Linked DNA regions of Homo sapiens: region 2 is linked to region 1. A link is a loop called in an ENCODE intact Hi-C map of the cell type or tissue named here. Cell type or tissue: PC-9. All regions are shown on one strand. Each heading gives the region's core, and the rest is flanking DNA. Links, peaks and the distances in the headings are about the cores only.

Region 1 (16,914 bases), core at 3,157-11,156:
GGCTCAGTTTCTCAATAAATGGAAAAGCAAATTCTCATTATTCTCCCAATCTGTTTGAAAGCAGAGCTGGGGTGTTACAGTGATTAACAGTTATCAAGGCCCATTAAAGTTGTTAATTATAGTGGCGTTCACTATCTTTTTCCATCATTTTTAGCTATTGAGACAGGGTCTTTGTGGATCCCAAGGATCATGTGTTTGCAGTTCAATTCAGCAGCCACTAGGTGGTAATATTGTTGATTTTGGTAGCCATGAAGTGTGATCTATCAGACCTGCCCTCTTAAATGGAATTATGTACATCCCTTATATCATCAAGATGTAATTATAGAAATAATTATACTTTAAAATATGTAAAATATTTTAATTGTGAAAAATATAATCCCTTATAAAAGTTCCATGCATATCTGGTACCTTTTAAACTTATGCTAATTCTACTTACCTTTTATTCTAATTATACACATGACTATCTTCAAATTATACATATAACAAAAATAAAGTGTCTGGTCTTAACAGAAATCCAGCTTATATTCATTGCTTCTGGCTTATTTTTAGAAGAGATGAAAAAGATGCACATAACTTTCCTTCTAAAATTATGGCCGTCCTCTGTAGTAAATAATTATTTGCCACTTGAACTTGGAACCACTGCTATTCGCACCATTGGGTAAGTAAAATTTCTGTGATTAACTTTCTGAGACCCACTGTCTGAAGCATCTGATAAGATTTGACAAAATCACGTAACAACAGCAGCGGCTGATATACATAGTGCCAGGTTCTGAGCTAACTGCTCCACATACATTAGTCCTGCGTTCCTACTAGAGCTGCCACAACTCATTTAAGGCCAAATGAACTCAGCAGAAGAAACATACCCGTATTATTTGAAGGAATGAAAAGATCTTTCCAGAATTGGACATTGTCTGCGAAACTATGTATTATATAACATGTATTATGCACAATAACTCCCAGAAGGCAATACAGGTGTTAAGCTCTTTCATTATGAAGAAGACAATAACTGTATAAATCAAAGAGAAGTCTTGTGATAGCATCTTTGATCAATCACTGATGAAAACCTTGCCATAGTTGTCAAGAATCCAAAGAGAAAGTGGTGGCTAGGCCAATAATTACGTGAGGCAATTTATCATGAGAACAACCATTATGCAAGATGCAGAGCTCAATACTGATTCCATAAAATACTTAAATACTTGTCACTGCAATTCTTTACTAATTACAATGGAAACTTTGTTGTTATTGTTGGGAAAGGTAAAAGAGGACCTCTATTAAGACCTCAGAAAAGGAATCTTTGAGGTTAAGCTGTTACCCAAGGTTAAGGCAAATCTACTATTCTGATACTTTTCTCCTTTAGATGATGAAACAAATATGCTTATTTCTATTTACCCCTAGGGTCCTGGGACTCAAAAGAAACCAAGTGGTTCTCTAAGTTAGTAGGATGGCACAGTAACAACGCTGGGATTGAGCTCACCCTGACCCTGAGTAAGTTACCAAGACCCTCAGACTCAGTTTTCTTATCTGGAAAGTTAGGAATGAAAAAAATCAGTTTCAAAGGATTGCTGCAAAATTAAATGAAGTGCTATGCACCTGTTGAAGTCAAGTATAGCATGCTCCCCAATCACCCCCCAACACACACACCAGAACTAACAATTCAGGAAGGAAATTTTCAGTATATTGGTGTTTCTCACAGAGGGTCAAAGTGGGACAATAAGAATGCCTTAAATGTAACACATTGTATTTATTAAAGCTTTATAGTTTATATGGTGGTTTCCCATGTATGTTATCTAATTTCATCTTCATAATGACACTGTGTACTAGATATTACTATTCCCATTTTACAGACAAGAAAAAAAAAAAGGCCCCAAGAACTTAAAATCCTTTGCAAAATCACATAGAAAGGTTAAGTGGTGAACCCAGTGTTCAAACCTAGGTCTTCTGACTTCAAGCACAAAGCTCTCTCACTACATTCAGATCACTTAAAAACACAACATTTTATTGTGCCTATCGTTAATAAGACTGTATTGCACACTTAAGAATTTGTTAAAGAGGGTAGAATTCATGCTAAGTATTCTTACTAAAATAATAAAAGTTGTATGTATGTAGAAAAAAGTATTGCTTAATCTAATTAAACTAAACAGCTTCTGCACAACAAAAGAAACTAGCATCAGAGTGAACAGGCAACCTACAGAATGGGAGAAAATTTTTGCAATCTACCCATATGACAAAGGCCTAGTATCCAGAATCTATAAGGAACTTAAATTTACAAGAAACAACCCCATCAAAAAGTGGGCAAAGGAGATGAACAAACACTTCTCAAGACATTTATGCGGCCAACAAACATGAAAAAAAGTTCAACATCACTGATCATTAGAGAAATGCAAATCAAAACCACAATGAGATACCATCTCCCACCAGTCAGAATGGCGATTAAAAAGTCAAGAAACAATAGATGCTGGTGAGGCTGCAGAGAAACAGGAATGCTTTTACACTGTTGGTGGGAATGTAAATTAGTTCAACCATTGTGGAAGACAGTGTGGCGATTCCTCAAGGATCTAGAACCATAAATGCCATTTGACCCAGCAATCCCATTACTGGTATATACCCAAAGGATTATAAATCATTCTGCTATAGAGATGCATGCACACGTATGTTTATTGCAGCACTATTTACGATAGCAAAGACTTGGAACCAACCCAAATGCCCATTGATGATAGACTGGATAAAGAAAATGTGGTACATATATACCATGGAATACTATGCAACCATAAAAAAGGATGAGTTCATGTCCTCCTAGTTTTTCCAAAACAAACTAATGAAATGTGAAAAGGGTGAATTCACAAGGGGCTATACATAGAAAGAAAGAGCCTGACTGACTTGGCTCCATCCTCTACTTCTACCTGGGGACATTTCCAATCATCAGAAAGAGGTTAATGCAATTGCAGCTCCAGAGTCTCATCAAACTATCTTGGATTCTGCCATGATGAAAGGGAAATGAGGAGATTACCCAATAACACCATCATGAGGTTGTCCTTAGTAATACTTCAATTCTTACATGGTTGAGGGCCTACTCAAAGTTGTAAAAATCAGTTTAAGGTATAGTCCCCTGTTCTACCAAAGCAAGCAAATAAACTGGTTCCATAACGTTGAAAAGATGTAGGGGTGTGTGTGTGTGTATGTGTGTGTGTGTGTGTAAATATCTGCTGCTGCTCTAGGAAAGACCCTGTAAGAGTTAATGATACTTATCTGACAAATAATATCTTACCTCCAAACCCAACCACTACCATCTCTCTTCCACTAGCATGTAGTTCTGAGACAGTGTTTAAAAACAGAAGACAAGGCTGGGCGTGGTGGCTCGTGCCTGTAATCCCAGCACTTTGGGAGGCTGGGGTGGGTGGATCACTTGAGGTCAGGAGTTCCAGAAAAACAGGAGACAAACTCTTTAAAAAACTAAGAGTTAAGGCCGGGCGTGGTGGCTCATGCCTGTAATCCCAGCACTCTAGGAGGCCGAGGTGGGCGGATCACAAGGTCAGGAGATCGAGACCATCCTGGCTAACGCAGTGAAACCCCGTCTCTACTAAAAATTACAAAAACTTAGCCAGGCGTAGTGGCGGGCACCTGTAGTCCCAGCTACTCGGGAGGCTAAGGCAGAAGAATGGCATGAACCTGGGAGGCGGAGCGTGCAGTGAGCTGAGATCGCGCCACTGCACTCCAGCCTGGGTGACAAAGCGAGACTCCATCTCAAAAAAACAAACAAACAAAAAAATTAGAGTTAAGGCCTAAAATGCAAATACCCACGGAAGAGGTCAGATCCTGACAATGATCTCAAGATATAAATGACTGAGATTTGGTTCTATGTTTGTGATTAGGTTTAAAGGATGGTCTGTGTCGGGGTAATCTGAGAGAAGATCTTTACTCTCTCATTTTGGCATATTCATAAAAGTGTACATTGAAGCACCTGTGTAATGAAGAGCCCAAATGAAATAAAGAACAGGATTATGGCAATAAGAAAAAAAATATGAGGAACAGGTAAAACACCCTACATATTAGAGGCCTCTTCTTGACCATAATGTAAATTAGGGTTCATGTTACATACCTAATAATAACATCACAAAAGTGTGACGCCTGAAACTGAAGTGATGATGGAAGCATGAGCAAAATAAGTGAAGTCAATCCAAGTCAAGGAGAAAGAACGGAGGGGTTCCAGCAGGTTCATGTGTGTGCACGTGTGTGTGCGTGCACACGTGTGTGTGTATTAGACTGTCTTGAGCTCTCAATGCCTTTAAACATTTCCTTGCATTTTCTCATTGACTGGGAGGCTTCCATTAGATAGAGCCATCTAGAGCGATGTTGAAGAAGGCAGCCATAGGAAACAAACCAAGGTACTAGCTCATAGATCTTGCTTGATAAGGGACCTTCAGATTTCCTTTTAAGTTGTCCAGTTCAGCACCCAATGAAAGTAATGAGACTGTGAGTAAGACCATTTGGTTTCCAATTCTAGGTTCAGGTGGCTAAGGGACCCCAGTTGGTATAATGATGGAGAAGCAATGAATAGGAAGCAGAATCTTAGGGAAAAATGTGAAGTGCGAAGTACTATAGAAAATTGTTTTTCAAAAAAAATTTGTTTACTATTTTAAGAGGTACTCACTGGTTAAAACACCCAAATTTATAACAAATCTGCATACGCCTATGAACCTCATCTGCCTATTTTCTACCTGCTGCAGCAATGAACCTGTTTGATTAGTTTTAGGAGTAATAGTCTAAATATTTAACAATAACATAGGTACTAACTAGCAGAACAGGCAACCTGTATGGGTGTTATGGTGAGGACCAGCTGAATATCAGTCTTGGGTTAGTTCTCTTTTGTTTTTTTTTTTTTTTTTTTTTTCAGAGACAGAGTCTCACTCTGTCACCCATGCTGGAGTGCAGTGGCGCAATCTCGGCTCACTGCAAGCTCTGCCTCCCGGGTTCATGCCATTCTCCTGCCTCAGCCTGTTGAGTAGCTGGGACTACAGGCGCTTGTCACCACGCTCAGCTAATTTTTTTTTTTTTTGTATTTTTAGTAGACACGGGGTTTCATCGTGTTAGCCAGGATGGTCTCGGTCTCCTGACCTCGTGATCTGCCCGCCTCGGCCTCCCAAAGTGCTGTGATTATAGGCGTGAGCCACCGCGCCCGGCCAGTCTTAGGTTAATTCTTATTTGTTCTCACTGTTAGGTAGTATTCATTTTTTGCTTCATTTTTATCTGAATGATAAAATAATATACCTAATAATAACATAACTACTCTTCTGACCCTTGCTTTTATCCACTTAAACATATACATTAGGGATCCTCCAGGTCAATACATACAGACTTTTTTTTTAAAAAAGATGCTTAGTATTCCAATGTATGGAAATACCATAATTTCACAACTCCATTACTGGATAGTCATTAGAAACCGACTTCGGGGGAAAACATACGCTCTTTGCAGGAATTTCTGGGAAAAAAAATCCCCTCTAGCCCTTTTAGATAAAAGCCTACCTAATAGACCTGTGATAAAATAGCTTTCTTTTCTTTATTTTTTTTTTGGAGGAGTCTCACTGTGGCCCAGGCTGCAGTGCAGTGGTATGATCTCAGCTCACTGCAACCTTTGCTTCCTGGGTTCAAGCGATTCTCCTGTCTCAGCCTCCAGAGCAGCTGGGATTACAGGCGCACACCACCATGTCCGGCTAATTTTTGTATTTTTAGTAGAGATGGGGTTTCGCCATGTTGGCCAGGCTGGTCTCAAACTCCTGACCTCAGGTGATCCGCCTGCCTTGGCCTCCCAAAGTGCAGGGATTACAGGCTTAAGCCACTGCGCCTAGCCAAATAGCTTTCTTCATCTTCCAAGGATTACTGTTCTGTTACTTAAGTGATCCGGAAGTCACAAGAGATTATCTTAATTCTTGGCCATTTAATGATCTTTGGAACCACGCCTGTCGGTATTTTCTTGAGTAGCAGTGGAGTACACAAGAACCCATTTTGGCTCAGGCAGAGTTCATGTTCTCTAGCCATACTTCTTCTTTCCACAAGCTTTGTAAAGGACGTCAGAATTATTTCCCTCACAGGTTACATTGTTCAGATTACTGACCTTTCCTGATCTCTGTAACCTTAGTGGTTGAATATGGTGATTCAGATAGTTTTGTTTCTTTATTTCTGGGGGTTGAAGTGAAGAGATTATGTAATAACCTGCTCTTATTTTGCAACTTAGAGATTTAAGTATGGCCTTTGTCAATCTAATCTGACCAAAGTATTTACTAAGAATAGATTACGTGCATATGCCCAACATAGAAAGATGATTCTATATCCAGGAGGTCTGACCACAGAAATGTATTATCGACCAAAAATGTACCTCTTCAGATTCTGGGATGATTCAGCAATTCTGAAAGGATTTAAACAGAAAACCCAAGGAGGAGGAAAAAATAGCCTCTAGGTACATTACACAATTCAAGCTGTTTGTTCATAAATTCAACAAACACTTATTAACACCTATCATGGGACAGGCTGAGCCTATATGATGTTGGGACAAGTGAGTGAACAGGACAAAACAGACACAGTCCCAGCTGTCATGGAATACCCATCTATTTATATAATTCCTTTTGCATTCAATGTTGAAAATCAGAATTACTGCTTTTGTTTATTTTAAACCTGGTAAATTTATCTATTTTTTACTAGAAAATAGTTCTTTTTTTTAACTTTTATTTTAGGTTTGGGGGTACATGTGAAGGTTTGTTACATAGGTAAACTAAAACAATTTTTGATATTAAGAATATCTCTAATCTAGCCAGGCGTGGTGGCAGGTGCCTGTAGTCCCAGCTACTTGGAGGCTGAGGCAGGAGAATGGCGTGAACCCGGGAGGCAGAGCTTGCAGTGAGCCAAGATCGCGCCACTGCACTACAGCCTGGGTGACAGAGCAAGACTCTGTCTCAAAAAACAAGACAAAACAAAACAAAACAAAAAAAACAGTATCTCTAATCTCAGCTGGTCAAAGGAACTTAGAAAATAGTTTCATAGACTAGGGCTAGAATGGTTCATGCAGAATCATTCAGAATTTGGCTCCATTCATGGATGCCAAGCGAAATTAACGGAGAATGAGATAAGGCCAAGTGTGGGAGAGTGCTGGGATTAGAGCTAGTTTAGGTTCCAGCCCTCCCTGCCAAAGCTATAAATACAAATGACCAATTTAACAGCATGAAAAGACCACCTACAAGATCTATACCTGGGATCTAATCAGTTGCTCTGTGCCTTCTTTTAATTATAGGATCCCTGCCATGTTTATGGGAACTTTTAATGTGAGCATCACAGTTTTGAAGGCCATATCATTATGACCATGTTTGATCTGAGGGTGGGAAAGCAGGAGCTCACAAAATGCCTGCACAAGGTTATTCTGAACTGAGCTATAAACCAGCTTCAACAAGAGCCTAGTGTGGAAAAGAAAAAAGACACGTAAGAAAAAAGGCATGGATATCATGGAGTTTGCAACCCCGCCAAGTGGTGCCATTAAAATTACATTCAATTCTTCTCAGAAAATGAAATTAAGAAAAAGTACCACAGTTTTGTCAAATAACACTATATAAGGACATTCTGAGAAGGGAAGAATGAAAAAGACATAAGGATAAACGCATCATCTCCATCTGAGTGTGGCAACAGGATATGATTTACAGAAGAAAAATTAAATCATCATGATTGTTAGAGCTGAATTGCAGCTGATATAAAAATAATCCTGAGTCACAACGCACGTGACTTCTCAGGCATACAGAACACAATTGCTTAAAACTTTATAAGTGATAAGACTCCTAATAGAGAATTAGCTTTCTTGCAAAACACTCTGTATAAGCTGTGCTGTAGAAGTACAGAAGTATCTTTTCTCAGTTACATTTGTTATATGATATCCTGTGCTCAGATACTCTGATACTTCAGGTATCGCCTCATTCTACACTCTTTTCTTTGGGCTATCTCATTCATTCCTATGACTTGAACCTTTGTCTCATCTAGCTCTCTCCCATGAGCCCAGCATCTCTACCTGCGCGTCTCACATGTACAAAGTTAACCTGTCTAAAGTTGACCTCACTGTCTTCCATCTCAAATCTAGTCTTATCAGTATCCAACCAGTTATCCAAGCAAGAAAAAGGAGTTACCCTATTCTCCTCTGTTTCATTTTGTACATCCAATTTATTAACCTGTCCTGTAATGCCTAAAACAGCCCTTTACTGTTTACAATTATGTCTTTTCCTTCTTATTTTTACTGCCATTGCTTTGTTTGTTTGTTTTTGAGACAGCGTCTTGCTCTGTTGCTAAGGCTGGAGTACGGAGAATGATAGTTCACTGTAGCCTTGAACTCTTGGGCTCAAGCAATCCTCCCACCTCAGCCTCCCAAGTAGCTGAGACTACAGGCGCCACCACTTTCAACTAATTTTTGGAGAGATGGGGTCTCACTTTGTTGCCCAGGCTGGTTTCAAACTCCTGGCCTCAAGTGATCCTCCTACCTCGGCTTTGCCATTGCTTTTGCTCAAGTTCTTAATTAGTCTGTTACTTGTCCAATATTTTTTTATATTACTGTTAGTTATAACTAACATATTTCTCAGCCACAACAAAAAGCAAAGAGATATACCCCCTGCAAAATAATTGCACAAACCAAAACAATGCAAACAAATCCAACATGATCATGTCACTCCTGTACACATTATTTTTCAATATTATCTGCGGCCTGTCAGACAAAGTTCAGATTCTTTAGCAAGTCATATTGTGACTCTTATCACCGTTTTGGTCTTGTGTTCTTCTCATTTGCCTTGTGATCTAGCCACACCAAGTTGCTTGCCATTTCCCAAACACATCATGTCTTTCATCCTTCTGAGACTTGCAGTGTTTTCCTCTGCCTGGAATGCCCTTTGTAGCCTGTCTGCTGAGAATTTCTAATCCTCAATTTCCTCATCTGTATAGCAGGGCGGTAACAGTACTCACTTCAAAGGACTGTCATGGTGACTAAGTAAAAAGGTGATTTGTTCCCCATGGTATTTAGCAGATAGAAGCACTCAGTAAATATTAACATTATCATTGCCATCATTATTATTTTGTTTTTTCAACTCTAAACAAAAATATCTTCTTTGCTGAAAGTCTTACCTAAAAGTGTTGGGCATTCTTCCTCTCTGATTCTATATGCCTAATTATAGTACCACATTACACCAACTCCAAAATTGATAGAATTTTCACGTTTTAGAGCCTCTGATATTGGGGTACATCTTAAGAGTCTACATGTTGTGGCTTATGGCAGTAATTTTTCTTTTTTTGTAGTACATGTAATAATGGTATTTCTTACAATAAATAGCGTATTAGATGAAATACTATAAACTGTATGACAATTGTCATAGAAATTTGATTATCTATGGTGAATAGTGCCTATCTGTGGCAAATGGAAAATCCTACATTTTCTACGAATCAGTGAAATATCTACGCAATAAATGAAGTACTATTTGGAACTCTACACAGTAGAGAGGAGATACTCCATTTGTATATACTGCAATTTGGCAAAAACCCAGCCCCTACATCATAGCATACTGCTGTGAACTATAATGTATTTCTTAACCACAAACCCTAAACCATACATTTCAGAAATGTAGAGGTAACAGCCTGACCAAGTAGCATGCTGTCACCTCCTTTGGTTACGTAGCCCCACTTGAGAGCCAAACAAGGGCCAGGCCCAGAGTGGGCAGGGGGCTAGCTTGTGAAACTCTGCATTCCAGTAACTTAGGATTCAAGCTGAGAAGGCAGGGCGACAATGAGAAGAGAGTGTAGGAATGAGCTGAGGAAAGCCTACGGAACATGCCTCTAGACTAGCACTTTCTGATAGAAATAGAATGTGAACCACTAATACAATTTAGATTTTCTAGTAGCCACACTCAAGAAGTAGAAGAAATATAATTTAGCTAATATATTTTGTCAGGTTATTAACATATTTATTAACTTACCTATAAATGAATATTAATCGTTTTATTTATTTAACATATCTAAAATGTTATCACTTTACCATGCAATCAGTAAAAAAAATCAGCAATAAAATATTTGACATGTTTTTTCTGCTGAGTTTTCAAAACCCCGTGTTTTACCCTCATAAGACATCTCAGTTTGGATTAGCCACATTTCAGCTTCTCAAAAGCCACATGTGGCTAGTGCTTGCCACATCGAACAGCACAATTCTAGACTGTTTTGACAAAATGAGTTAAGTAATGAAATAATTGTAACAAGCTATTTCAACAGTAGACTTTTCTACCATACGGTATTGGGAATGTTTAAGATTCCTACAATAGTATATATATTTTTATATTCTTAACTTTTTTAATAGAATGGTAATGTTTCCTTCAAATTCAATCTGTGTCATATTTTGGCTGGTTTTGTCTTAAGCATGATTTGATGTTATTCCTAATGTTACTTTTACCTCATCTGTAAAGTAGGAGCTGATGAGCTGATTGTCACTTTTACCTCATCTGTAAGTCAGGAGCTGATTGGCCGGGCACAGTGGCTCACGCCTGTAATCCCAGCACTTTGGGAGGCCGAGGCGGGTGGATCGCCTGAGGTCAGGAGTTCGAGACCAGCCTGGCCAACATAGTGAAACCCCATGTCTACTAAAAATACAAAAAATTGGCCGGGTGTGGTGGTGGGCGCCTGTAATCCCAGCTACCTGGGAGGCTGAGGCAGAAGAATTGCTTGAACCCGGGAGGTGGAGGTTGCAGTGAGCCGAGATCGCACCACTGCACTCCAGCCTGGGCAATGAGGGTAAAACTCCACCTCAAAAAAAAAAACAAAAAACAAACAAAAAAAAGAGCTCGTTGTATTCAATTATAGATCTTTTCCCATTAAGATATTCCTTGGGACAGAGTGTAGGAGTATACAATTAATCTTAGTACTCTTGGTCTCTAACATAGAGCCTAACCTATAGCAGGCTCAGAATAAATCTTTGAATACACATTAAAAGGTGAACTAAGCTAGAGAGTACTGGCTATCTGGGTTCCACACTGGAATTACGTGGAGAGTAAAAAAAAAAAAAAAAAAAAAAAAAGAAAAAAGAAAGAAAATCTGATGCCTGGCCCCACCCTGAGAGATGCTGATGATGGGTCTAGAGTTGGGCCCGGGTATCAAGATTTTAAAAAATCTCCTAAGTGATTCTAGTATGCAAGAGAGTTGAGAACCACTGTTTTAGGACTTTCTTAGAACAGCTTCCTATGGCCATACCTTTACTTCCCTGTCATAAGATCCAGTTTCCCTCATATAAATTCCCTTTCTCTGAATAGACCAGAATTGTCTTGGGAGCCCTAGTAGAGAAGAGGCTAACACATTATCCCAAATGGGGATTTGCAAATTGCTTTTCCAAGGTACCAAAGAAGATTCTCAAGGTTTTAAATCTATTCATATTTATGTCTTTTCAACAAAAAGAATAAAATTCACAATATAAGCTGGCTGCTTTGCAGACGCAGGATTCTAAGAGCATTACAGCATGCAGGTAAATAGTACCCTGACATGCACATGGCAAAATTTTCTAGAAATAGAATAGCAATTAAAAATAAAGATGGAATCCAAGTACAAATGAGCCTCATTTCAAGTTAATTCTGCATATGTAAAAAGCAGATACTATTAACTGGGGTCAGCAAAGGGAAGTAGTTCATGGTTTTCTTCAGGCTACTTAGGTTATATTTACACAGTATAATTATACAGCAATGCATTTTTTGATAAGTCACTTATAAAATCCATCTCCTATAGTCACATAGCACACAAGTATTGGTATCTTTGCTCTCAAGATGGTACTTTGTCTGACAGCATTTCTTCCATCATATATGAGGTTCTGTAATGGCTGAGAGAGAAATCTGACTTCTCCTACTTCAATACAGACAACCTTTCATCATGGAGAAGGGAGCAATGGTCTCTGCACCAAGGGAACAGCAGCTGGAATGGAGTTCCTCTGACTCATAGACTGAGAATTTCCCTGCTGATTCTCAAGCTGGTTTGGCCACACTTTATGCATTCACCCTGCTTAACAGTCTTTTGTTGATGGTGTGGTAACAAGTGGCCTTACTCAGTAATAGAAAAAGCATGTTGAGATATCCCCCAAAGGCTCCTATGTGTGTTTCCTCTAGCTTTCCAGCAGGGAAAAAAGCTGCCTGCAACAACCCCACACTTATTTTTGTTTTACATCTTAAGTTAAATTTGAGAAATTAGAATAGGAATTATCTAAAAGACATGATACTTCCATGTTCACTAACCCTGATAAACAGAAGTTCCCTACTCATGCCAAAACTGTGAAGGAAGGAAATCTGTTAAGATTTCAAAGAAAGTGTGGAGTCTCATGCATACCAGCACATCACTTTCACTGACTAACCCCCAGAGGGCTGATAGGTAGCAAGTGATTGATGGGTGACATTCACTTGGCCCTAATTTTCCTATCTGAAAAGGAATGGAAAATATAACACAAGTTTCCAAGTTGCTACACTCATAAAACCAGGAGGGTGATCACCATCCACCTGTCCAGGTTGACCACAAATGTGAAATGCATGACCACATCTGCCTTACATGTATGTCATTTGTCAGTAAACACGGGCTAAGGAATTCCTTGAGCCCCATGAAGAGACAAAAAAGTTTGTCCTCAGAGAATTTACAAAAGCCAGAGTAACATTCAAGAATTTAAAATATTAAACTGGATTTGAAAGGTGATATGAAAGCTACAGGACAACTTTATCTACCGTGAGTATGTAACCACCATGGAAAGATGGGCTAATGAAATCACCAGAGCTGCCTGTGGTCAGCCAGGATGCCAGGGGCCGTGGGCCTCAGAGAAAGATTCATGGAATGAAGGATGTTTCAGGGCCACGTGTATGTGCGGCTGACAAAGCTTCCTACCTTTTTGGAAGAACTCCTCTAGTTTGTCCTTGAAAGGCTGGAGATACTCCTTTGGGGACTCCTTGCACACCACCACCATCTGTTTCTCACTTGCTGTGAAGAGAAATTTAGAATTAGACTTAGGAACACAGATTTGCTGAGCTCCTGCTATGGGCCAGGTACTGTGCTATGCACTTGGCTATCAATTGTGCACACTCCTTGTCAACCACTGTTGGTCCAAATTCCAGGATTGGGGGGCAGGGGGAACAAAACCCAGAAATAATAAACAAACCAACAAAAATAATTAGTTCATTCTACACCACTCTTGAGGAACAGGGCAATGTACAATCCTTCCATTTTTCTTCTAGAGATCCAGAAAAGTCTCTGACCTGGGATAGGTAAAGTATTCTGCTTGTGTTCTCCCAAAGATAAAGAGAGGCAAAAACTACTTGAGGATTAGTCTCACGAAATTAAGGGCCTCAGCCCTCCTCAGATTCACACTCCAAAAGTAGAGCTTGAAAAATATATTGCAGAAATTCTCAGGCACCCAAGTTGTCTAGAACTACCAACCTAGTGATTGGCCAGGGTGACACACGCATCCCAACATGAGAACTAAGACCAGGTCGGGGAGGACCCTGTCAGTTCTTCATGCTTCCCGTTCACCTACCCTTCCTTTTAATCCTCTACTAACACAAGGGAAATAATTTTACATAATTTACTTCAGATAGACTATCTAAAATTTGTAATAGAGTACTTTTTGATAATCAGGTCTGAGGTGACTTGACTTTTTAAAAATGACCTACCTTATTGGATAGTTACGATTTGTCTACAGGGAAGCCACAGTAAATCATAGTTCACCATCACAAAAGGCAGTTAACCCAGCCAAGAGGCATCTCCCCAAGGTTCCTATGTGTTTGTGCCAGTTACAGCATGCACTGGGAAAAGAAAGGCTTCGTTTCTACAAAGCTAGAGCTGAGTCAAGATCACTTTCATCTGTTGACCATGGCTGGAAATTAGATATGTTCTTGTCCAAAAGCCTATTAATAAAGCACTGGATTTCACCATAAAGATATCATGCCACCTGGGGTTCACAAAATAGAGAAACATATACTACAGATCTTGGAGCAATTTATAAACACACAGGTAAGGTATTTTGGAAGAAGGAGGTTGGGAAGGAGATCTTTATTTACATTGGGAAATTCCTATCCAATAATTTGGCATATTTAAAACTAGCATCTCAGAACGTATACTGCAGGCAAAGCAATAAACATGTCAGTTCAGAAATAGAGAAAATGCAAAAGACACCACTTAAATGTTCTCTGAAATTAGTTATCTGACACTTTTCATTTGCAATATTGCCAACTAGATTGCAGAAATCCTAGACAACCCTGGGGACTACAAAACGGTGCTGAAAATGAAAGTACAATTTGAGGGAACCCTTTGTCATTTTCTGAGTCAAGGTCAGAATCACCTACATTTTCAGAGGTATCTAGGGATTTCTCATGATACAGGGATGCTAGGTCACAGGACAGGGGTACCGAAATTCAAGCTCTATCTATTGACATTGTTTCTTAAAGAGTTTTTATAGAGCTATCTAGAATATCTGCTATTAGCTATTCTGACAACCATTCCAAGGCTATCTAGGAAATCCTGTCCGTTGGGAGGCAAAGACTAATTTTTTAAATGACTTATCTTATTGAAAAAATACAAATCTTACCTTGAAACAACTAGAACAAATTCTATAAATCCAGTCAAATAATCATTTAAAACATTCATTTTTTCCACATTTTTTTCCTTTCTTTGTAAGCCTTTTTGTCCTCTCTACAATAACTACTTTATAGCTTCTCTGCTATTATGAGATTACCCTTCACCTCTTTTGAAATAGATGGATCTGTGGCCAAATGGTAAGTATATCCTTCCCACTACCATTCTTTTCTCAAAATAGGACACTTTGCGCTAGAGTAGTGTCCAAGGAGCGAGAGAGTAGATAGAGCTGGGATATATTTTGCAGGTGTAACAAATAGGTCTTGCTGATTCAGTCAAGGTAGGGTTGAAGCAGATGGAAGGGTAAAGGAGTGGGCAATGGGTTGCTGGAAGTGCCATTTGCTGAGATAGAGAATAGTGGGGAAGTATCTTGTTGGATTATGTTTTTTTAAGAGACAGAGGAGATCAAGAGTTAAATTTGATGCTTAAGTTTTCTCTAGTCTCTATAAATTGTAAGGCAATCTTGTCCCCTGAAAACAAAGGGGGAAAGGTACAAAAGAAGATAAAACTATTAATGGGTTCTCATCACAAATTCAACTAAATTCAAACTTCGGGGACTTGGATTATTTAAGGCCTTTTCCATTATGGCATATTTCAGCTCTATTTCCCACATGTATTTGACTAACCAAACCAAAGCTGTTCAATGTTTTCCAGTTACATTATTCGGCATTCCCAGTTCCATGTCTTCATTCATGTGGTTCTCTGCTCTGCTCTCATGCCATACATTCTTTCAACAATATCTGACAAAGTCCTGTTCATCCTAAAAAGCTTCTCTGAGATGCCAACATTGCCACAAAGCATTTTTCAATCCAATGTTTTTGCATCTTTCAAACATATCTATCACCGTCTGCACAGTGTTTATGTTTTACCTTTAATATTTATGTAAAAGTCCATACATTAATCCCTGAGAAGTCATCATGCAGGATTCATTTACTTCTCCCCAAACTTCTCTAGAGAGCTCCATGTATCTGGCGAAAGCATCAGATTTCCTTATCTTGGCTGAATGTCGTGGTTCGCACCTGTAATCCCAGTGCTTTGAGAGGCCTTGGTGGGAGGATCACTTGAGGCCAGGAGTTCAAGACCAGTCTGGCAACACAGTGAGACCTTGTCTCTCAAAAAAAATTTTTTAAGTTATCCAGGCATGATGGTGCATGCCTGTAGACCCAGCTACATGGGAGGCTGATCTGGGAGGGTTTTTTCTGCCCAGGAGTTCGAGGCTGCAGTGTCATACCATTGTACTCTGGCCTGGGTGATAGAGTGAGACAGACAGACAAGAAAGGAAAGAAAGAATGAAAGAATGAAAGGAGGAAAGAAAGGCAAAGGCAAAGGCAAGGCAAGGCAGGAGGGAGGGAGGAAAGAAGGAAGAGAGAGACAAAGAGAGAAAGAAAAAGAGGAAGGAAGGAAGGAAAAGGAAAAAAGAAAAGGGAGGAAGGAAGGAAGGAAGGAAAGAAAGGAGAGAGGAAGAGGTAGGAAGGGAGGGAGGAAGGAAAGAAGGAAGGAAGGGGAAAGGAAAGAAAGAAAGGAAGAAAGGGAAAAGTAGATGAAGAAAAAAGGTTTCTTCATCTTAACTAGATTCTCACGTGTAGGAAAGTTTAAATAAAATTAGCAATGTTGGCTTGGCACAGTGGCTCGTGCCTCTAATACCAGCACTTTGGGAGGCCAAGGCAGGTGGATCACTTGAGCCCAGGAATTTGAGACAAGCTTGGCCAAAGTGGTGAAACCCTGTTTCTACAAAAAATACAAATACTGGCTGGGCATGGGGGTGTGCACCTGTGGTCCCAGGTATTCAGAAGGCAGAGGTGAGAGGATCACCTGAACCCAGGGAGGTCGACACTGCAATAAGCCATGACCACACCTCTGCACTCCAGCCTAGTCTCACAGGGTGAGACCCTGTCTCCTGTCTAAAAAATATATATACATACATATTAGCAATGTTGACCCAGACTCCAAGTGGGCTTTCCAGAGATGCAATGTGACTTGCTTGCCCTTCCCCTGCACCAAGGGGTCACCGTCTCTGTGTCTCTGTACTCCTCAAACATGGTGAGGTGTCCCAAGATGATCTAAGGTTTGAGTGTATTTTAAAGACCCCCAGAAATGTCCACCACCTCATCCCATGAGTCATAAGCAAGGTAACAAAGGTAACAAAGATGATTATCCTGATTGGGTAGTTCTCAAGGTAGGCAGGGAAGCAGGAAAGACATCTGTTTTAAGGAATCAGCATTTCTCAATGAACATTTGTGGCCACATAAACTTTCCTGATTATTTCCA
Region 2 (16,914 bases), core at 5,012-13,011, 78 kb before region 1:
TTCTAGAATATTTCTCCATGATAGAGTATTTTGAAGGAGAGAGCGGTCTAATTTGATGAATGAATCCATCAGTTGGAAGGGCTTTGGCCTTAGTGTCAAGAAATCTGGGTTCTAGTCTTGAAGTGTTCACCAACAGTAAGTGTGATTTTTAGCAATTCCCTTGAACTTCAGAAGTTTTACTGAGATATTTTCTCCAATGTCCAAAGATTTTTGCAGCTCACTGACTATGATTTAGAAGATTTTGTAGTGGTGAAATGTCTTCCTAGATAATAACTATGTATGTTCATTAAACATTGCTATACATAATAGGGTATATTGCAGCAAATATCTAGAACTGTAGCGTACGGCATTCAGGAACACCAAAGAAATGAATTAACTAAAAAGCACAATTACATTTGTATTTAAATAGAAGACTGTTTTGCTTAAAGTGTTTTATGTTTATAAAATACCTGCATGCTTCATATTATTCCTTGAAAAGAATGTGTACCTTGTGCTTAGTAAAAGAATCCATACAATTATGTTTCTATTCTGTTTCTCCAGTTTATTATTTTCAACCTATAGCCTGAAGTCACCAATCTCTTTGTGCCCCGTCCCTTGGGCAATGTATATTCAGGAAGTGTTGCTTTTGGGTAAGCCTTGTTGAGACAATGCCTGGCTGGTTTTGTCTGTTGGTTGTTAGCCTTGAATGTCTGGCCAAGTTGCCCACAGTTGATAGGGGACAAATGGGAGAAAAACGGAAATACCAACGATAGACTTCCTCAGACTCAGCTCTTGCAGCTCAGAATAGTGTACCCGAGTGGTAACGCAAGTTAGAAATGACTGGTGTTCTCCACATTACAGTACTACTGGGATATTGCTTTACATGCCTCCTGAAAACAAATCTGCATTGCACACCAGATGGACATGAAACCAAGATTTATTAAAATACCCTTAGCATATTTACAATTGAAAGCCATGAATGCAATTCTCTGTAAATTCCAAAAAATATAATTCTCTTAAAACAAATTAACAGAGGTATCAACAGATTAGGATAAATATAATCTATCACAGAGATAGAATTTTTTGAATAGACAATTGACGTTTTTCTAATCAATATATATTATGTACAAAAATACACTTGATATTGTGACCAAGTACTGTCAAGGAGGAAAAAATATATATATATAATACACACATTTTTATTATGTACAAATCAGTGTTGGTTCCTTCACTCTCTTTTTAAAAATAAATACTTCATTTGGTTGCAAATGACATTTATAAATTCAACTCATGAGCATTTCTCAGCTTTGACAAAATTAAATATGCAAACAAATTAGAAATACGTATTTTTAAAAATGCAAAGGGAAAAATACCTGAATCCAATGAGCTTATTATGCTTAAAAATATCCCAAGAGCGTGTAAGGTTTCATGTCTTTAAAGGGCCTTCTCCTTTCCCCAACTGTCTTCATTACTGCCTACAATCTTTTCAGATTATATCTACAGACTGGTCTAATACTTAATTAAACAGAAAAGCCTATGTTTTACCAGGTTAAATGGCTATTTAGGACATGCTTGCACTTTTAAGTGCTTTCAAGAGTGTAGCAGTTACTGTTCATCTGAAAATAACCAAGAAGTGTCAACATCCTGATTCAGAACAGGGGTAGATGTTTGAATCATGAATAGTAGTAAGAATGGAGCGGCAATAAAAATCCTTATGATTCAAAGTGTTTGCCTGCACAGAATTAAGTCAATTTGTCCAGCACCACAGAAAGTTACTTGAGATTCAAAAATCTGGCGTTCTGCATCATAGCTGGTGACCCGGTCTGATGTACAAATTTATCAAGAGAATGGCCTTAATTAGTTTAAGGTAAAATCTATGAGAAATTGAGAAGGCCTAGAATAAGAACCCCCCCCCCACCCCGCCCAATCTTCTTAAAATAAAATAAAAAGAGACGTATTTTCCATCTCTTTTATGGATTTTCCTTTTTGCTTAAGTGATGAGGTGATGCTGACATTAACAAGAGGCAGTCACAGCAGTGTGTCTCACATGGGCTCCTTGGTGACAGCGGAGCTCCCTGTCCAAACGGCTGAGGAACGGAGCACAGGGTGTGAGAGGATGGAGGAGGGGCCAAGGGAGCTACTCAGTTGTCTATGATGCAGAGGTGTGAAAAAATCTGGGTCTGGGGGAAACTGTAAAGTAGGAAAGAAATAGCCATGGAATATGAAGGAAAAGGACGAGGAAACAGAAGTATTGAAAGAAGAAAGTGAAACAAAGCTAGAAGTCAAAATGACTTTTGAACAGGCATGGAGTAAACAGGGTCTATGGTCAAGCAGCCCCATGGATCTGAAATTGTTGGAGCTGTTAAACCAAGCACAGACCAGTTTCACTGGGGTACCTGCTTTCCCAGTACATTGGCACTGATCAATACAAGATCAAGGGCACTCACATTTGCCTAATACAGATGCCTTGAATTTCCACGGAAAAGCTGTCCACGATACGACCATGGCAAAAAATCACCAGCTCCCTAACAATGTAATCTATCAGCAAAACATTGCACTAGCCTCGTTCAAATTTTTCTCCTCCATGCGTCCTTTTTTTCTTGCTCATCCCATTGCTTGCAAACTCACAAGATACCAGTTATATGAAGACATAAAACTGCATGGATCAGGTGCACTTTAGAAAGCAGCATCCAGGGTCCAGGGTGTCACTAAGAAAACTAAACCCTGAAGTACTTGAAATAATTTACATTTCTGCTAGGTCTGATTCATACTAGGATGTTGACTGCCTTCACTCAGGTTCTAGGCATGCAGGCCAGTGCTTATTTTCCAGGCCAAAGCACGATCCCCTAAATCAAAGTCCAAGGCCACCCTGCTTGCCATGCTAGTCTAAATGAAAACTCAATGAAAGAAAAAGACTATGATAAACCAATGTTTTCTCTAAAGATTCTTAAAAATTATCCAATTTCTAATTTTAAAAGTTTCTGCCTTTTTAGTATTTTAGATTGGTTCTTTAAAGGGAAGTTCTTTTTATTAATGCATACTCTCTTTGAAGATAAGACATCTAGCTGACAGTAGGGTCATATTACTTATGCCTTGGGAAATTACAGAATTGCACAATTATAAATTTAATAATTTTGGAGTAGACCTATCCCTTAGGTAGATCCCCAAAACCTATTTGTGTCATTGCGAGCAAACAGAAGAATTGATACTAGACTTTCCCTCTCACTCATGGATTTGTTTTCAATGGAAATGGAAGCCTTCCAAATATTATGCAGAACACAATCTCAGTGGCGCTGAGCTACCTTCTTTATGCCTTGTGGTCCAATGTATGAAGAAATAAGATTTTATCTAGAGACAAGTTAGCATGAAGCGAGGAAAAAGGAGATATTTATAATTCACAAAAACATCTAAAATGTAAAGATTTCAAATGTCCTTTTAGTCCCTTACTGGGAAGAGCAGTATAATTTTTGTATGCTATAAACTCCTTTTTATACATCTCCTATAAAGAAATCTGGAATTCAAAATCCATGCTAAGAGTTTCCAGAGTGTTCATCCCTCAACACTTATCATCCATGTCATGGGGAGGTAGAGAGTAATTTCCCTGAATAGCCAGTGGTCTATGGGACTAACCTTTCATTTGGGAAAGACAGATCTGGAAAGCGAACCCAGTTAACAGTCAAAAACACATTCGTTTCATAAGAGGAAAGTGGAAGAAAGCCCCTGAAGAGAACAATGAAGGAAAGCAGGTACACGTTTGCCAAGGACATTAACAAACAATTGCTAATGTGTGCCTGAAATCTGATTTCCTTCTTGATGTATTAAGATAATGCATTGGCAGCTCACACTATACATGGAGAGAAATATTCATATTAATTTAAGACGTTCTCATAGTTTCAAAGGTAGAGAGCCCCTCAGTGTCTGCACAGGTAGAATTTAGGAAAATGTTCAGCCTATGTGAGAGCTATAGTGTGGTAGAGGTTGTTTAATCCATGCCAAATTCTTTGGACGTGATTTTCTGCCTGAAACTATAGTCTTCTTTGCATTTTGCTGGCCCAATGTCATCAAGTTTCACACAAAGCTTGGAAAAATAGCCCACAAGTGTAGTTGGATCAGCCTTTAGAAAAGGAGACTAGAGATTCTCAGTATATTTAAGAGAAGATTTAAAAATAGAAAATTACATAAGCGTAGAGGGAATGTAGAAAAATAAATTGATGGCTATATCTAACACCTTCATATAAAAATGGAATAAAAGTCAATCTTCCCCACATCAAGAACTTCAGAGATGTAATATAAAGTCTGGAGTTCACATGAGCTCTTGACTGAAGGACACGATCCTATCAGAGAAAGGTAAGAGAGAAAAGGTCTTCTATGGCCCTGGTTATCACCATAGTTAGGAGAAGGGCTGGGGATAGAGGAGGAAATGAGTTCCGTAAGTTCCACCAGACAGCAGACCTACTGAATGAGGCTTAATTTGCTTCCCTAATCTCTCCATTGGTAGAAATTGCATAGTGGCTTAAGAGACAGTTAGCCAGCTGCCATTTTAATATCTTCATGTTTCCAAGTTGTTAACTACACGTTTCCCAAATCCTAACTTTATATCACAGTATTGGTTAAGAGTCTTGGAACAAATAAGGATACTGAATTGGCTTCAAATTTGACATGTTAAAACTCTCTTAAATTCATCACTTTCCAACAAAGCATTGATCTGGAAGTTCAGTAGATTGCCCATTCCTTGGGAAGGGAGATGAAGAATTGTGAAACCAAAATGCAGTGCCTCTAATAAGGTGTCAACAGCGGACAGGTGTGCAGAAATGACACAAAATGGGCTTCCCAGTCACAGACAAGCTGTGTAACTGAGCCCGGTTATGCCTGGATTCAATTGCTAATGGAGAGATGAATATCATTATGTAAGTCTAAAGAAGAAAGATATGCTAAGTCAAGTATTTGAAGATGCTTTTCTTTAAGCCACTTCTATACTAATAACAGTTTCCAGGCAGCTGGATTGTTTCTCTCTATAGCTGGAAAATGGAAATATATCCAAGTTATTTGCATTTTGGAAAGGCTAAAAATTATCCACTCTTTTCAAATCCCATCAGCTTGGCCACACAGACTGGTTTCATCTGTGTTGCAGATTTCTTTATGAGGTCAAAGTAGCAGACATGAATGAAAGTTCACTTCTTTATTCTCTCCACTCTCTTCAGTTGTAGGGTCCCTAAAGGTAAAATAACTAATACAAAACAAATTTTAAAAAGTGGAAGCTTTTTCTTTCCTCTCCACTTTTTGGCCATTTTTGTTTTTATTAGGACAGACAGGATAAAAGAAAAATGAAGCTCAAATATAACTGATGCTTGTTAGCAATTTAAAAAGACAATTTAAACTGTTTTATAAAATCAGATATTTAATATTTGGATCAGATATGTGGGAGGGGGGAAGGCTATATATTTTTGGACTTCTTCCTTTTTGTCATATAAAGCTCCAAATTGATTTTATCTTTGTTGTTTTTGTGGATGGAGATGAGTACTACAAAATTGACCAATTTAGTATGTCAGGGAATGAAGAGGTTCCCCGGTCAATGTTACAGCCTGGTTCCTGGAAAAAGAGCCTGCAAGCGTGCATTGCTAATTCCCATTCACACACTGACTTGGCGCAATTTGCTGTGCTGTTGTATGCAATGATCTGCATCAATGACACTGGCCAAGGGAGAAGCAGAAACAGAAATGAGGACATGTAACTTTCAAGAAAGGAAGAGTATCATTAAAATGAAAATTTCTCTGTTGCAAACATCATAGAGAAAATGTGCAATCCCAGGCCAATAAGCAAATCTTTGCCCAAAATAAACATATTTCTTCTGCTACATCTCACTGCGGCCCTTAGAAAAACCGTACCAATGACTTATCTTACTGGAGGTGTTAATACCACCAACATATTTTATTCCTTCCTTCAGTTTTTCCAGTTTCTTTACCAGCAGTATCTGAACTTTTCATTTAGGAAACACCATTCTTCATGGTGCTTATGAAAACAGGAGGTGCCTGAAGGAGGCTGAGAAGAGGTTTGCAGCTTCTACTGTCCTTGATAGGGGAGGGGAGGGGAGACTGCATGCCATCTGATATTCAATTCCTCAACCATACTGGCAATTTGTTTTGGCTAGAACATTTAAAAGTGTAATAGCTCCACTGGGTTTCCTTATTCCACTTCTCAGATTTCAGAAAATCTTTATAATTCCTGAGTAGTTGCAGTGAGTGTGTAGAAAGACACCATCATCAACATAAGGATTCAAAAGGCAACTGTTGGGCAGTAGGACCATCACCTATGACCTCTGGGCCCCCACCGTCATCATAAACATCCACTTCTGCTTGGCCACACTTTTTCTTATTTCTTTTTCCCCAGTAAGCTGCCACTTATTGAGATAAAAGCCATACAGCACACCTCCTAACCTGGTTTTTGATACTTCATGGGCCTGATGCTTTTTTTTTTGAAACGGAGTCTCACTGTCGCCCAGGCTGGAGTGCAGTGGTGCTATCTCGGCTAGCTGCAAGCTCCACCTCCTGGGTTCACGCCATTCTCCTGCCTCAGCCTCCCGAGTAGCTGGGACTACAGGCGCCCACCACCACGCCCGGCTAATTTTTTGTATTTTTAGTAGAGATGGGGTTTCACCGTGTTAGCCAGGATGGTCTCAATCTCCTGACCTCGTGATCCGCCCCCGCTTGGCCTCCCAAAGTGCTGGGATTATAGGCATGAGCCACCACGCCCGGCCCGGGCCTGATGCTTTTTACCTAACGTGTCTGTAGTGTAATTTATGATGTACTTTGTGTAATTTATGTAACTTATGATATTGTGTGCTCTGATGCTGTCAATTGCTCATGCAAGAATCTGAACTACTGTCAAACTGTGTCCTCAGATTTAATGAATATTGTCTAAGAGGAGACAAAGTTGTTTGTAAGTTAAGGGTTCTTAGAGTTACTACTAAGTCAGGTGTGTCTGGTTAGATGCAGCATAGCAAACTGGTTACTCTCCTTTCTAGTTCAGGGAGGGCTATGCCTAGAACAGCCACTTAAAGCCTGCTGGCAGGATGTGCTTAAGCTGCCAAATGGCATCCCGATCACCTCCTCTCCAGGAAAAGTTCAGATCCTCCTGCTACACTGAACACAAGCTCAACAGCATTTTAGAGGGATCATTTTCAAGGCCTCCAGATTATTTTAGATGAACTTCCTTGAACAAATTGTCATTGACCTTTACTGAGCATCAATTTGAGTTAAAAATGAAGGCTGTGTCAGCAACGTGGTACATTGGTGGACTTGGGAGGGGGCATCCCAGATACATGATGCAGGGTTCAGAATAGGTGAGAATAATGAAGATTCTGCCATGGTGTCTTACAACACTAACATCATACATCGACTAGTGTGACAAAACCACTAGGTTTCCCCAACCGAGGCAGGCAAACCTTGCTTTGTAGAAATAGGTATTTTACTGCAAAGTTTTAGTCTGTTCACTAGGATGAAATCCAAAGTGGGCTGTATTTGTCTAACTCTCAAATTAAGTGTTCTCACTCATTATTCTTCAGCACTGGTTCCTGAAGGGTTACGTGGCCACAGTGGCAGCCCTGCTTACCTTCACTGATTTCTCGTAAGCATCCTACTTACAGACCAAAGTGGACTGCAATGAGTACACCTCAAACCTCCCGCTGCTCTCACCATCAAGCCTATAAGGATTGAGACTTCTGCTGGCCCCACATAACTCAAAAGAGCTGAATTATATGGCATGGGTAAAACTGGCACTTTTCTTGTGCATGATAACACTAGAAGGAGCATACAATGGTTATAAGTGGAATCAGTTTTTAATTGATCCGTTCTTTTGGTTGTCTTCAGAGTTAAGTGAAAATGAAGAGAAACTATGTAAGAAAGCAGCATAAAAAGCTTCTTGCTCACAAGCAACTTCAAGCCTTTTTAGTCATGCATGTTCCTTCTCGGCTTTTCTGTTTTGCTTGTCTCGTTCCTTCATTGTGAATTTTAAAAATCCAACCATGTTACCATATTCCTTTCAGTTGCACCAGTAGAAAAGGCGGTTAGCACCTGCATGAATATGGCTTCTGTGACTTGATTTGATCCTGACTGCAGTCTTCATTCTCGAAGCTGACATTAGATTAGGATATGGTGCTGCTTTCATTACTGGATCTATTATAGAAGCATTCCTGAGGGGCTGCTGGCTGGCAGGCATATCCTGGGAAGATGCTCAGGCACCTGGCAAGTCCAGGGGTTCTGGAAAGATGCTGGGGCAAGGGGCAGGCCACATGTGGAGGCTGGATCAGGAAGGAATTTAAGATTTCTGCTCATCTCTGGACTGTCCTCCACCAATTGGGGGGAGAAAGCTCGGCCTCTTCAAGGCCTAAAAATGAGTCTTTGATCATATTGTCCATTCATCTCCAGTCCTCTTTCTTCACCCCTCACAAGATTTCAGAGACGTGGCTTAAAGACAAAAGTGTCAGAGAGGTCAAAGGTGGTTTCCTTATGTGACTCAAGAGCCAGGGTCAGAAAGAGCTGCCTGTGAACAATATTCCACTTGGAAGTTTTCTATTAATGTAATTACTTTCATTTTGATGTAAGGAACCTTTTTTCTGCCCTTCAGTTTTTTTGACATTAAAGAGTCCTGCTTCATCCTACTTCACATGCCTATCAGCCAAGGTCATGAGCAGGTGCTGTGAGTTGCATTTGCTCTCCTGTCTGGAAACTGCCTCCTGGGGATGGGGGTCGTCCAGCTGCACAGTCACAGCACATAACGTAGAACTCGGCTGCGTATCAACACAACATTGCCCATTCATGAACGGTCCAAAATGTAAAAGGTGCTCTGCCGCTGGGTCTCTTGTCCAAGCACACCCAAGGCTGTGCTTGCTCAGGTATTACATTTTCTCCTGGGAGTTGGGGTGCAGAATCTCTGCTGGCCCAGAAAAACCACAAAGGACCGATGTAAAAACAAGAATGGGCCTCACTTAACAACTGATGTCAACTCCTTGCATGGTAACTTGTTCTCCAGGATGAAGTTTATGGCTATTTGTCTCCCTCTCTCCACCCAGGTATGATTCTGTTTTTTCTCCTTTTCATCACGTAAACCATAACAACAAAAAATCATTTTTTTAGTCTGGATAATACATGTTCTTGGACCTCTTCAAGAATAGTTTTGGTGAGTTGCAACATTATTGGAGAGAAAGATGCTGCAGGATTTTGCTGCAACAGGATCAAAACTAAGACCAATAATCAAAACAGCAGTGTGTAACGACAAAGACTTGAACTCTCCCAAGGCAACTGTCCTCAATGATCTTTTCTCTCTTCTGTGACAATGTGACATATATCAAGCTTTGGTTATAAAGCTGGAAATCTCAGCTTTTAAAAAAATTTTGGAAACATTTTGGTATTTCTTCTGCTCTTAGAGTGGACTTTGGGCTTCCACAAGAAACAGTCATCAAATATTTCTGCAATGTTCCCTTAAATAGTTTTCCATTGTTCCTGCGGCTTAATGAGGGACTTCTTAAAGAAGGCATGGGGCACTCTCTGCAGATGACCTCAGAAAGAGATGAGCAAAAACAAACATTTAGTGACACATCTTTCAAGAACGTCCTGCAACCCTGTGGTCACAAAGAGTATGCGTGCAAGGTCCTCCACCTCCAGTGCCATCATTTCCATGTGTCTTCATCTTAGTTAGTGGTCACACTGGCTTCCTTCTGACGCAGTCTTTCTTTCTGTTAAGGAAAAAAAAATGAATGTATCATTTTCTTTCATCTTTCTCAAGTTTTGATACATTTCTCAAATTTTGGTCTAGAATGCTGAGTTTCCGGAATTGTGCCAAATGGCCTAGAAATGAGAGTACCTCTACTGCTTTCCCTAAGCTCTTAGTTATCTGCCCCTCCCTACCTATCACCCTTACTCCCCAGAAAAACAAACAAGAAATCAATAACCAGCCAATCTACCAACTACATCCATCTAAAACACGGGCCTTTACCATGCCAGGGTGGTCTTTTCTGTTCTCTTCTTTTGTGACAAAGACCCTAACTTTGTAGTGTTACTCAAGGACCCCTTCCGTCCCTACCTTTGGCTCATTGATGGAATTAGAGAATGCCCAAGAAGATATGAAAAAAAAAATTACTATTTCCAATGATCAACTTGGCAGAACTCAACAAAAGCCATGCAAAATGGGAGATGACCAGATTTAGTCTCTGCAGAATGGCAGAAGTTCCCGATTTGCCATGGATGTTATGCTCTTCATTCTCCGAGCTTCCTCCTCAGAGACTGCCTTCTAAAGGGAAGGACATGGACATCTGCTGGGAAGACGTAAGAATACACAGGAGCACACTACACAGAAACATGGACCCCCATGGTATCTGTGACACTAGGGAAGCACACATATCAGTATGGTAAGGATGGTGTGCCTGCTCTGGGAGGAGGGTAAATAGAAGGCTAAAATGGAAAAGGGAGAAGTATACTCTTTTGGAATGAGCAGATGCAGAGAGAAGCCTTTGAGAATGGATCCTTAGCTGCTTATGAGCTATGAGATATGATGTTGCAGTGAATTACTAAATTGGCCTAGATATAAACTTAAGTTGATGATTTTTCGACACCCATCCTAAATTTGGACCCCATCCCTAACTTGCGAAATTGAATCAGGAATCAGTTTACAAGCTCTTCCCTGATTTCCACCCACCCACCCACACAGACAATAAAATAAGCAGCCCCAACAAGCCCAGGATCACAACTGGGAGCTTGCTCACAGGGGAGGTCGTAAACCCACTGTTTCCCTTTTGTCTATATGGCTGACCCCATTCTCTCTGCCTTGGGGGAACAAGCTTGGCTGTAAAAGTCTGGATAGAGGCCCAAATAAAAGGTCTGAGGAAGAGGGAGAGGCTCATGAAGGAAGAAGACAAAAATCAGGGTTCAGCCGACTGCCACTGAAAGTCATACAAATGAATGTCATAAATATACCATCAAACGGGTACAAAGGACATGTCCGGTTAGGTAGGGGCCATGTGCTCAACCATGGCTTTCCCCGACCAAAAAGTATAGCCCGGACTTCTCCATTTCTCATTCATCAACCTCATGCAACATTCATTTAGCTGCTCATGGGGTTGTTGGGAGAAACATTATGGTCAATCAACAGAAATAATCTCACTTTGTAACTTAGAACCCATTTATATTTTCAAAGGATTTGAAGCATCCAGCAAAAAGGTACTAATAATCTAAAAGGATAAAGTAAGTAGTTGTTGGACATCAGGGCCCAGAGAGGACAGAGTTTGAAAAATCCGAGAGAGGAGGGTGATACTTCCACTTCCCACTCATTGCCATTCCCCATTGCAGGGTCAACCAAAGCAGCTGAAATTCACAGCAACAAGGAAAACAACTAATATTTATTGAGCTCTTATTATGTGTTAGGCATTTTACATGTCTTTTCTCAGTTTTCTCAAAATAACCCCAAAAAAAAAGTAGTATGTTCTTTTCATGGAAGAGAAAGAAACAAAGTAACTTCACTAAGGTTTTACAACTATTTAAGTGGCAGAGCTGTGATCTGAACCCAGGCCATTTCATTCTCGGCATCCTGGGATCCTAACCATGTAGCTATTCTGACTATTGTCCGTAACACCTAGGTGGAGATTCATTGTGATCTCTACTGAAAACTGGACTTTGGAGGACAACGCAATCTCACATATAGGAAGGCTGGGGAGACTGCTGGTTTCCAGCATAGGGAGAGATGTCAGGAGACCCAGAATCTGGTCCTGGCTTTTGTTATCCACTTGCTAAGTGACCCTGGGTAGGCTGTATCTTTCTGCACTTCAAATTTTCCAACTATCAAAATAGGAGAATCCCTGCCTCTTTCTTTAATGGGGAAAAGGAACTGAAGAGAATGAATATATTTAAACATTTTGAGAAAAAGATACTTTGAGATAAGGGTGACTGTACTGCGGGTAGGGTGTGGAAGGATGTGAAATGGTAAGTGACTAAATTTGGTTTATCAGAAATGACCTATGTTGAGTTTACAGGAAAAACATATAAAGCTATGTTTTGTACCTCCACCCACACATACTTTTTTTTTTTTTTTTTTAACCATATGCTACTCTGGGATGGGAACTGAGAATCTGGATACTATGTTTCATCTCTGAGCTTTAGCCCTTCCTGGGCGCACCTCAATTTTCATGACAATCGTTAGATTATGTTGAAAAATATATCTCACCAGGCTAGCAGTGGGATTGATTTTCTTTGTCTCCACTTTCTTCTCTGAAGTCAACTTGCTGACTGATTCCTGAGCCATTTTCAATCTGAAATAGAAATAGGGAAAAGACAGGGGAGAGAGGGAAAAGAAAGGAAGAGGGAAAAGGAAAGAAGAAAAGAGTTAAGGCAGGTTAAACATAAACCCAAATGCTTTTGAATTAATCCATCAGCAATTTGAAAATACTGAAATGTTTTTTCAATGCTTGTTATTAAATTCAAATCCTAATTAGGTGTGAAGGCTTCTCTGCTTTATCAAAATTTAATTTTCTTCACCAGCTGAAGCCTGTTTTTGTGAACAATGTGGTAGTTTCTGATGGATGGAGTACTATGTGCACAGAGCATTATTTACTTCAGTGTTATCCGGCTTGTGATCCACTTAGCAGATAATGAGATGATTTTGAAGAATGAAGTTCTGAGGAAATGTGAAACTACAAATACTAAAATTCACGAATTCACATCAATTAAGATGTGATAACCTATAGAATGGGAAAAAAGATAACCTACGGAATGGGAAAATATAAATATATGTATTTTTCATTCTGTAGGTTTTTTTCCATTCAAAAAATATATTTATATATTATATTTATATATTACGTATATTTATATATTATATTTATATATTACGTATAACATATAACACATTTATATATTACGTATAACATAACATTTATATATTACGTATAACATATAACACTTTATATATTACGTATAACATATAACACTTTATATATTACGTATAACATAACACATTTATATATTACGTATAACATAACACATTTATATATTACGTATAACATAACACATTTATATATTACGTATAACATATAACACATTTACTTATATATTACGTATAATATATAATACATTTACTTATATATTATGTATAATACATTTATATACTATGTATAATACATTTATATATTATGTATAATATAATACATTTATTTATATATTATGTATAATATATAATACATTAATTATATATTATGTATAATATATAATACATTATATATTATGTATAATATATAATACATTATATATTATGTATAATATATAATACATTATATATTATGTATAATATATAATACATTTATTATATATTATGTATAATATATAATACATTTATTATATATTATGTATAATATATAATACATTTATTATATATTATGTATAATATATAATACATTTATTATATATTATGTATAATATATAATACATTTATTATATATTATGTATAATATATAATACATTTATTATATATTATGTATAATATATAATACATTTATTATATATTATATAATACATTTATTTATATATTATATAATACATTTATTTATATATTATATAATACATTTATTTATATATTATATAATACATATATGTATAATATAGAAATATATATTTTATATATATATATATTTTTTTGAGACAGAGTCTTGCTCTGTTGCTCAGGCTGGAGTGCAGTGATGCGATCTCAGCTCACTGCAACCTCCACCTCCAGAATGGGAAAAATATTTTTAAATCATATACCTGATAGAAACTTGTGTCTGGAACACAGAAAGAACTCTTACAATTCAAATAAGAAGACAAATTATACCCCCTCCTCTAAAAATGGACAAGGGATTTGAATAGACATTTCTCCAAAGCTGACATACACATGGTCAATAAGCACGTAAAAAGATGCTCAACATCATTAGTCATCAGAAAATGCAAATCAAAACCACAATGGGATACCACTTCACATCCACTAGGACGGCTAGAATCAGAAAGGAAGACAGTAACAAGTACTAGAGATGAAGATGTGAAGAAACTGGAACCCTTATACACTGTTGATGTGATTGTAGAATTACACAGTTGCTTTGGAAAACAGTTTGGCCGTTTTCCAAAACGTTAAGCACAGAATTACCATATGACCCAGCAATTCTACTGCTAGGTACATAAATATATCTATAACTAAGAAAATTGAAAAGATGTCTATATAAAAATTTGCATATGAATGTTTATAGAACCACTATTTATAGTAATCAAGAGTAGAAGCAACCAAATTTCCATCACCTGATGGAAAAATTAAATGTGGTATATCCATACAATGGAATACTACTGAGCCATAAAAAGGAATGAATTTGCTGATACATGCTACAACATGGATGTACCTCAAAAACATTGTGCTAAGTGAAAGAAGCCAATCACAAAAACACATGACTCTATTTATATGAAATGTTCAGAACAGGCAAATCCATACAGAAAGTAGGTTAGCAAAACTATGGGTTTCCCCATGCTGGGGAAAATGGGGAGTTATTGCTAACCAGTCAAAGATTTCCTCTAAAATCAGATAGAGGTAATGGTTGTAGACCCTTGTGAACATACTAAAAACCACTGTGTAGTGAAGTGATACTAATGTGTATGGAATTGTACACTTTAAAAGGGTGAATTTTATGATATGTAAATTCTATCTCAATACAACTTATTAAAAATTCATTAATTCAGCATGATAGTATTTCTTACCCATCAGGTTGGCAAATGTAAACAATTAGACAATATTAACTGTTTGTGAGGATGCAGGGGAATGGGAAGTGCCACACAGTGCACTAAGGAGAAGAAATTGGTCTAGTTGGGTTTGGCAATATCAAGTAAAACTGAAAGCATGTACACTCTACGAGCCATCAAGTTTTCTTGTAGGGAGATACCAAAAAGAATTATAAACAGACACAGAGCTTTCACTGTGGCAATATATGCAATCAAGAAAAACTACAGACAACCTAATGAATAGGTTCAACAGGGTGATATATGAGAATAGCAAATAACAACTAACATTTATTGGGTACTTAATCTGTACCAGGTGCTGTTCTACCTACTGTATTTGAATTAAACTTAATTTTCACAACTCTGTGAGATAGGAACTTCTACTATTCCCATTTCATAGGTCTTAACCACCATGCAATGTGCAATGCTGCTTATGTACTGTATTCATTCAACAGAATAGGGTATAACAGTGAGAAGGAATGAACTAGATCTACAAATTCAAAAATCACAGGAATCAGAGGCATGATACTGAGAGTGAAGAATCCTGCAGTGATACAGTGAATAGTCCATCTGTGATGATGGTCAAGAGCTCAGGCTCCAAAGCCTGATTGCAGAATTAATTCTCAGCCCTATCACTTATTAACTGTGTGACCCTGCACAAGGGAACTCTCTGTGTGCCTTATTTCCTAAAAAACATGACAGTAATAGTGCATGCTACATAGGATCAATAAGAGGACTGAGACAGTATCAGAAGCATGTGAACCAGAGCAACTCCATCTTCAATAGAAGCTGGGTAAAATGAGGCTGGAACCTTTTGGGCTGCATTTCCAGATGACTAAGGCATTGTAAGACACAGGAAGAGACATGAGGTCAGCACAAGATACAGGTCATAAAGACCTTGCTGATAAAATAGGTTGCAGTAAAGAAGCTGACCCAAACTCTCCAAAACCAAGATGGCCACCTAGTGACCTCTGGTCGTCCTCACTGCTACACTCCCATTAGTGCCAAGACAGTTTACAAATGTCATGGCAATAGTCAGGAAGTTACCCTGTATGGTCTTAAAAAAGGGAGGCATGAATAATCTATCCCTTATTTAGCATGTCATCAAAAAATAACCATAAAAGTGGGCAGCCAGCAGCTCTCAAGGCTGTTCTGCCTATGGAGTAGCCATTCTTTTATTCCTTTACTTTCCTGATAAACTTGCTTTCCCTGTACTCTACAGACTCACCCTGTATCCTTTCTTGTGTGAGATCCAAGAACCCTCTTTTGGGGTCTGGATTGGGACCACTTTCCTGTAACATCTTTCTGGCAACCACAGAAGGGACTATAGTGAGGAAACCCCTGACCCAAAGGCTAGCTTTGGGTAACCGGTGGGGTCCTGTATCAGCAGTACAGCTCCAGGCAGGCGGTAATAGCAGAATAAATGTAAGCTGCTATTGTTACTTTGCATGCAGTATGCTACACTGTGCGTATAATTTTAAATTGAACCCATACATACAGACATCTATCTGTATTTATATATGGATACACACATATGAAAGTATTCAAAATAGACTAGAAAGATACTCAATAATTTCATGATAGAGGTTATTGCTAGAAAGATCTGGGAAGAGAATGACACTGGCAATAATATGCCAAGTAGAATTTCATTTTATCTGTAATACTTCATTTTTAAACTTAAAATCTTAAAGAATATATGATGCATGTTAATAGTTATAATTCTAGGTAGTGGGAATATGGGTGTGATATGCTATCTTTTATATTTTTATTTTTAAAATTTCTTCAAAAAATCTTCAAAATAGTAAATACTTAAAGATCTATCAACTCAGACATTTAAAAAATATGCTTTTTCTTCCATGCTTCAAATAAAAATATCTTACTTAATATTAATCACATACTTGTTGGCATCTGTAAGTGGCTGAGTAGCTTAGCTCTTTATTTAGCTAATGTTATACAATTTGCTTAAAACACACATTTAGTAATCCCATCTCCCTGCCCACATGCACACGTTAGTTACAATGAATTCAACATTCTTACTTGTGCACTGGACAATAAATTAATTCTACTGTTGCAGTGGGAAAGCAGCCATCTGAAAAATGCATCAACGACCGGGCTATGCTATGTTCTGATAGATTTTATTGACAAATACTGGTAGTGGGCCAGA

The links. Peaks named below come from ENCODE experiments on the same cell type or tissue, not always from the same donor. Only the 100,000 strongest peaks of a DNase experiment are listed, where the experiment ranks them.
Region 2: it touches region 1 in a loop (8-fold over the local background); 2 of 110 quality-filtered maps call a loop at or near these places.

Annotation. Positions count from the first base shown.
Region 1 is chr15:32,844,112-32,861,025 of GRCh38, forward strand. FMN1 (formin 1) reads right to left here. Exons shown (of 21, transcript NM_001277313.2): 17 at 12,904-12,996. Among named protein-coding and RNA genes, the nearest start is that of GREM1-AS1, 130 kb to the left of the region's middle. RefSeq lists an enhancer at 12,669-13,567. In PC-9, for the core only: no CTCF peak of the experiment used is centred there; a DNase peak (open chromatin) is centred at 6,200; H3K27ac peaks cover 4,361 bases.
Region 2 is chr15:32,764,646-32,781,559 of GRCh38, forward strand. It overlaps FMN1 (formin 1), which reads right to left. Exons shown (of 21, transcript NM_001277313.2): 20 at 12,190-12,274; 21 at 899-9,709. The coding sequence ends at 9,665. Among named protein-coding and RNA genes, the nearest start is that of GREM1-AS1, 54 kb to the left of the region's middle. RefSeq lists an enhancer at 8,923-10,122. In PC-9, for the core only: no CTCF peak of the experiment used is centred there; a DNase peak (open chromatin) is centred at 9,556; H3K27ac peaks cover 1,626 bases.